2 separate regions of the Homo sapiens genome follow, and region 1 is linked to region 2. The links are chromatin contacts, found by Hi-C or POLR2A ChIA-PET in ENCODE. All regions are on one chromosome and are shown on one strand. The core of a region is the stretch at or near the end of the contact, and the rest is flanking DNA. Distances in the headings are between cores, read along the strand shown. Region 1 overlaps DGKD (diacylglycerol kinase delta). Region 2 overlaps GIGYF2 (GRB10 interacting GYF protein 2).

Region 1 (3,745 bases), core at 988-3,487, 550 kb after region 2:
TCCAGAGGGGACCAGGGTGGCTGGGGGGGGGGCCAGAGCGAGAGGACACCAGAGGGGACCAGGGTGGCTGAGGGGGGCAGCAGAGTGAGAGGACTCCAGAGGGGACCAGGGTGGCTGGCAGAGGCCAGAGTGAGAGGACTCCAGAGGGGACCAGGGTGGCTGGCAGAGGCCAGAGTGAGAGGACACCAGAGGGGAGCAGGGTGGCTGGCGGGGGGCCAGAGCGAGGCGAGAGGACACCAGAGGGGACCAGGGTGGCTGGGGGGGGGGGGCAGAGTGAGAGGACACCAGAGGGGACCAGAGTGGCTGGCAGAGGCCAGAGTGAGAGGACTCCAGAGGGGACCAGGGCAGAGCTTGGGACTTACTCCTCAGGACTTGGGCTGCTGTTGAATAGTTTTATTTGGTGAAATTCTCAGATTTGCAGGTGTCAGAAAGTTCTACTCTGGCTGTAGGGTGGAGGGTGAACTGGAAGGGGAGGGAGGTTTGTAGGATTGTTAGGAGAGAGTGGAGTGGAGAGTGCGGAGGTGTCTAGGGGGCAGTGGGCAGGCTAGTGATCAGGTCAGAAGGGGGTGGAGTAGATGAAGGTGTCAGGGCTTCTGCTGAGTACAGCAGCAGGCTGGTTAAGTGAGCTCAGGAGTCCAGAAGAGGGGCTGTGGGGTGGTGGGGGAGGCTTCTTTATCTTCCATGTCTGTCACATTCTTTAGCCTTATTTTATTTAATTTGTTGGTTTTTTTCCTAGTTCTAGTTATCAAAGTTTTTATATTGTTTGTTACTACATTTACTTGCAACCTCCCCTCCCAGCTCCCACCCCCCACCCCCGATTTTGGCATACTTTGTATTTATCCTGGCTTATTCTTGTTTGAAAGGTAAAATTTTTTTTTTTTTGAGATGGAGTCTCGCTCTGTTGCCCAGGCTGGAGTGCAGTGGTGCGATCTTGGCTTACTGCAAGCTCCGCCTCCCGGGTTCACGCCATTCTCCTGCCTCAGCCTCCTGAGTGGCTGGGAGTACAGGTGCCGCCACCACGCCCGACTAATTTTTTTTTTGTATTTTTAGTAGAGACGGGGTTTCACAGCGTTAGCCAGGATGGTCTCGATCTCCTGACCTCGTGATCCGCCGGCCTCAGCCTCCCAAAGTGCTGGGATTAAAGGTGTGAGCCACCGCGCCCGGCCAATAGGTAAAATATTTTTTAAAAGTTTTCTGTTTAACAAAGTCATTCCCTCCAGGGAAAGATTTTCCTTTGATCTTCTCCATTTTCTCTTGGGTTTTCACATGTTTTCATTGACTTAGGATTTCTCCCCTGATTTATTAAACTTTGTGTTATAGTAATTTTAGTTGTTGTCTTCAAGTCCTACGCTTGTTTGCTTTTTTTGAGACAGTCTCACTGTGTCGCCCAGGCTGGAGTGCAGTGATGCGATCTCAGCTCACTGCAACTTCCACCTTCTGGGTTCAAGTGATTCTTGTGCCTCAGCCTTCCGAGTAGCTGGGATTACAGGCTCCCGCCACCACACCCGGCTAATTTTTGTATTTTTAGTAGAGATGGGTTTCACCATGTTGGCCAGGCTGGTCTTGAACTCCTGAGCTCAAGTGATCTGCCCGCTTCAGCCTCCCAAAGTGCTAGGATTACAGGTGTGAGCCACCATGCCCAGTTTTATCATCTTCCCTTAGCAGCCTAGAGCTGTGGAACACTACAAGACTGTAGGGTCCATTCGAGTTTTATGCTTTTATTTACTTATTTCTCCAAGTCAGTGTTTTTCATCATTTTTAAACCCATGTTCTCTTTTGATGAAGGATTAATTTTTATTGCCTCATTTAGTTTTTGAAATTTCAAAATGCAGCAAAAAGGAATGAAAGCAGTGGGCTTTATTCTCACCCTCCCTGACCCTCCTGGAGAGTCATTCCTACCTGTATTCCATTTGGTCTTATTTATTTATAATATATGCTACATGAGAGCAAGGATTTTTGTCTGTTTTGTTCATGGCTTTACACCAAGTTCCCAGCACACAGTAGGTGCACATAACTCTTTGTTGAAGAGTGGCTTGGTCACCTCCAGTTCCAGAATGATTTGGGCCCTGCCCCTCATTGTTCGGCTCTGCAGGAAGCTTCCTGGGACCAGATGCTGGGCCTGGCTGCAAGATCAGGTCTTCCTTCCTGCAGGGCACAGTCCATGTGCATCCCAGCAGCCACGGCAGGGCTGGGGAGGAACTGATGTGGGTTGCTTCTCTGGGCAGGGCATGGGGGTTCCCTGCCTGTGGTGGGGGAAGGGGGTACGTGGCTGTGGGGTGGAAGGGATGTTTCTTGCCAGAGGGAGTGGGCGTGGGAGGTGCGCTGGGTGAGCAGCCTCTGAGGCAGGAAGTGCTTTCCAGGCTGGGGTGGGTTTGGGCTTTTTTGTCAGAGCTGTGGGAAGCCATTAAGATTTTAAAGCAGGGTGGTAAAGTTGGGTTTTTGTTAGAAGAGTCTGTCTGCTGCTGGAGGCGAGATCTGCAGGGAAGAGTTGGCTAGGTGGATGAGAAGGGGTGCAGAGGGGCCTTTCCCCCAACATGAGGATGTGGACAGCCTGGATGTGCTTATGGAGGTGAGAGATGGGGCCTGAGGAGAGCCATGCACTGCAGGCGGGCAGGGTCCATGCTTCTGCTGTTGTTGGTACTTTTATTTGTTTTGGGTGACTCTGAGAATTAAATATTAATAACAGTGTTGAAGGAACATACTGTATCATTGGCCATGATGCATGCCTCCTAGAAAGCAGCGCTGTACACAGTGACATGATCACAGCACCCCTGCAGGACTCCAGATGCACAGTTTCTTCTCCTCACTGAGAGTGTTTTGGTATTGCTGGCCTTTCCAGTTCTAGAAATGTCCCCTTTGAGACTGACTTCATGGTGGCTGGTGTCAGAGTCTGTGTCCCTTGTGAAGGAGGCAGAATCAGAGCTAAATTCAATTTAGCAAAGATTTTCTAGACTAAGTAGGAAGAGGGCTCATCACCCGAAGTGGGCGTGGGTGCTCCCCATAGCCAGGCTTTGTCTACAGGACAGCGGGAGGCAGTCAAGGCCTGAGCCCTGGCCAGGTCCCTCGGAGGGCAGGGAGCCTGGAGCTAGGAGAGAGTGGTGATGCAGGGTGGCCATTTCCACTCCCACAGGGCCCTTTGCCCTTCACACCCAGTGCCCACTGCCCTGTCTGAGACGCCTCATGCTGTCCTGGCCTGGGCCTCCCTGGCCACCTGCTGGCATGGCCTCTCCCATTTGTGGGGGTGCCACTTCCTAACTGCCTCTCCTCTCACGGCTCTCCTTCCGTGCCCCCTACCTTGGGCAGGATGTGGGTGGGATATAGTTTGAGTCCATCTCGGGTGCTGGTTTTATGAAGCACACATTTGACTCCCTCAGTGGGTGGTGGAGTGTGCAGACCTGAGCTCCCTGAGCTCTCTCGGGTAGCCCTGGTCACCTCTCATGGGCAGGGCTGCTTGCACAGCTGGAGGGCAAGGCCTGAGCTGCTGTTCCCGGAGAGCTAGAGCTCGACAGGCCTGGACTGCCCAGGAGGCCCGTGGAAAGGCTGATCCTTCCTCAGTTGTTGCAGCTGAGTGTGTGTGGCCTCCTGATGCTACATGTTCAGTTGCCTTTTACTTCCTTTATGAGGGAAGTTTTATGCTACGCGGTATTTCCAAAGTGTGAGCTCCCCAGAGGAATCAGGGACTCTGTCTTTGAATGTCCAGGGTCTGTGTATCCTCTACCAGATAGAAGACCCAAGGCAGCAGGAC
Region 2 (3,316 bases), core at 633-3,132:
AATTAGCTGGGCGTGGTGGTGGGTGCCTATAATCCCAGCTACTCGGGAAGCTGAGGCAGGAGAATCACTTGAGCAGCCTAGGAGGCGGAGGTTGCAGTGAGCTGAGATCACGCCACTGCACTCCAGCCTGTGCGACAGAGTGAGACTCCGTCTCAAAAAAATAATAATTTAAAATAATAATGTTTAAAATATTATTTAAAAATAATAATAACAAAGAATTGGTGCCTGAAAGCTGGGTTTGGGAACTTGTAGATCTGGTGCAATTCTGTTTTCCTCTGCTTGTCTCAAAAGTTGATAAGGATGGATGGAGCAGCCTGAAATTTTTTCCAATTTGGATGAAATTGGTGAATAGATTTTAAAACATTCCTTAAATTCTAACTGTGGGTTCTAGCTAAGAAGCTTTGGGACTTGAGGATAGGCTGTTAGGGAAAAGGTTGCTCTGAAAATGAGGTCAGACCGTTTGGACTTAAATATTCCCTTGGATCTCATCTTCTATTTATAGATCTAAGAAAGGAAGGGACTTTAAAAACCTCACTATAAGGGTGTGGGAGATAGGTCATCCTAGGAGTAGAGTTTAAGGAATCCATATACCTTGAAGGGGAAGAAAAACAAACGTTGAACAAAGTATTGAGGATACTCACTGAGGTTATGAAAATTACTGCTCACCTAAACCTCACTCTGGAAATTCCTCTCATAATTGCTCATTTTTGTCCTATACTTATTTCATTTTCATTTATTACTTTTTAATTTACATATTTCATATAATTTGTATACTGAGAAAAAATTAATAACTATCCATTAGCTACACATTCCCCATGCATAAAATGGGAAAATGGGAAGTCTTCGTTGAAAAAGCAGTCACTGATGGAAAGAGAATTTTGCTTCTAAAACAAACCAGCAGAGGGGGCCACAGCCTCATTTTAATTATCAATATTCTCCAGTATCTCCTATCTTCAGTAGGCTTCCTCCACCTCCCGGGTTCAAGTGATTTCCCCTGCCTCAGCCTCCCGAGTGCTGGGACTACAGGTGCGTGCCACCACGCCAGCTACTTTTTGTATTTTAGTAGAGATGGGGTTTCACCATGTTGGCCCGGATGGTCTTGATCTCCTGACCTCGTGATCTGCCCGCCTTGGCCTGCCAAAGTGCTGGGATTATAAGGGTGAGCCACCGTGCCCGGCTGGCTTCCTCTTTTTTTAGAGCTCTTCAGGTGGTCATTGTGAATCAGCAACCTGCACTCAGATGTGATAAACACACAATACAGTTTCTCCCCAGACTTTCCTTGTAAGAACAACCTCACAAATCTTAAAGAACTCATGTGAGTGAGACTATGCTCTGAACCTCACAGAATGTCATCTTTAGAGCCAGGCATAGTGGATTGAATCCGTGTTTGTGTTGCCTTGGGTTTCACAGTACCCAGAACTTTCCCTTACATCAAATGGCTGAATTTGATAAAGAATGGCATTCAGCCAAAGGATGAATGCATACCTTGCTGGTTTTTTAAATGACAGTTAAATGAGAATATGTCTGTTTGCTAAAAGCCTAGACTGATAATTAACATATTAATCAACTTTTTTTGGCCACAGACTTTTCCCTTCCTGTCTTTGCATGAGTAAAATTAATTTAGCTTTTAAATTACACTTCCACTTCTTTTGCATATAGTTCATTATTGCCTTTTATCACATTTTATCTGTTCTTAAGATACACGTGAAGTCAATGAAAAATCTGCCTCAGAATAAAGTAGTATTTTATTTCATAGACTGGCCTTTAGGTTCTTGTACTTGCCTAATTAACTGTTACTTTAAAAACATAAACATTAGGGTCAGGCACGGTGACTCATGACTGTAATCCCAGCACTTTGGGAGGCCAGCGTGGGCGGATTGCTTGAATCCAGGAGTTGGGGACCAGCCTGGGCTACATGCCAAAACCTTGTCTCTACAAAAATTACAAGAATTACTTGGGTGTGGTGGCACCCGCTTATAGTCCCAGCTACTGGGGAGGCTGAGGTGGGAGGATCGCTTCAGCCTGGGAGGTGGAAGTTGCAGTGAGCCAAGATCACACCACTGCACTCCAGCCTGGGCGACAGAGTGAGACCTTGTCTTTAAAAATACATATATATGTATATATATATAAACACTAAGGCTGTCACTATTTTCAAGGGGGAAGAAAAAGACTTGTGGGTTATTGGAACACAGTTGATGGGGTCAAACTCAGGATGGGGTTTGGAATCCTAGCCTCTCCCTATATTTGGTCTTGTAAGCAGTTGGTACCACAGCTTTTTTGGTTAATAAATAGGCATGTTTATTTTTTTGAATCATGATATTTTTGAGTCAGTTAATTAAGGTATTTTATGTAAGGCATTTTTGTTTATTACTGTTACATTTCAAATGTGTATTTATTTGAAAACTTGAACATGAAAAAACAAGAGGCTGCAGAAAACCCAGCTAATATTAACAGAACTGCTTTTAGAATAAGGACATTGCCTGTTTACTTTTTGGTATTCAAATAACTAAAACAGTTTGGGATTTTATTCAAGGTAGAAGAACTGGAACATTTTTGGGGAGTCACTCAGTTTAAAGAGGCATTGTTCATCATTTTTATCAACCTCCAATTATAGAAGTTTTGGAAAAATTACATACATGTGACCATTGGGCATTCGGCATTAGGTTTTCTTTTTTTCTTTTTCTTTCTTTTTTTTTTTTTTTTTTTTTTTTGAGACAAGGTCTCACTCTGTTGCCCAGGCTGGAGTGCAGTGATGTTATCTCAGCTCACTAAAATCTCTGCCTCCTGGGTTCAAGCAATTCTTGTGCCTCAGCTTCCCGAGTAGCTGGGATTACAGGCGTGCAGCGCCACGCCCAGCTAATGTTTTGTATTTTGAGTAGCGACAGGTTTTTGCCATGTTGGCCAGTCTGGTCTCTAACTCCTGGCCTCAAGTAATCCACCCACCTCGGCCTCCAGTGTGCCCAGCCAGCATTAGGTTTTCAGCTGTCAGTTGTGTTTGTGAGTACTGCTTATTGCCTTCAATGGGTATGCTAGTACTGCTTTTTCTAAGCCAAATTCCCTTTTGGTTAATCAAACATTGCTAACTGAAATCTTTTCCTTTGCAGATATATTTACAGTAGATCGAGTTAGAGTACTTTAATCTTCTTGCTCTGTCTACTGTGGGAAAGAGAATATGCGAGGACTCTAAGGATCTTAATAGTGTGTCTTCCATGGAGCCTCTTACCCTGAGTATCAAAAGCTCTGGGCCAGAACTTTCATAAAGTTTTTGACTGGTGGGAAGAAGTATTCCCATTAAAGTGGGTTGAGGTTTAAAGGG

Evidence for each region. A loop is a pair of places that touch in the nucleus more often than their neighbours do. ChIA-PET counts read pairs that join two places held with the same protein, here RNA polymerase II (POLR2A). Pooled maps may share reads with other maps.
Region 1: a pooled map shows a loop between it and region 2 (2.6-fold over the local background). The contact joins two enhancer-like sites. A Hi-C loop is called at or near these places in 6 of 50 pooled maps. POLR2A ChIA-PET finds 5 or more read pairs at or near these places in 2 of 52 experiments (B cell and H1).

Annotation. Positions count from the first base shown.
Region 1 is chr2:233,397,279-233,401,023 of GRCh38, forward strand. All of the region lies in intron 3 of DGKD (diacylglycerol kinase delta), which reads left to right. Among named protein-coding and RNA genes, the nearest start is that of DGKD, 45 kb to the left of the region's middle. RefSeq lists an enhancer at 1,722-2,227. Within about 2 kb of position 2,238, at least 4 of the 41 ENCODE cell types and tissues checked have a DNase peak (open chromatin) inside an H3K27ac peak, as active enhancers do.
Region 2 is chr2:232,852,394-232,855,709 of GRCh38, forward strand. The region is part of intron 28 of GIGYF2 (GRB10 interacting GYF protein 2); the gene reads left to right. Among named protein-coding and RNA genes, the nearest start is that of SNORC, 16 kb to the right of the region's middle. Within about 2 kb of position 1,883, at least 5 of the 41 ENCODE cell types and tissues checked have a DNase peak (open chromatin) inside an H3K27ac peak, as active enhancers do.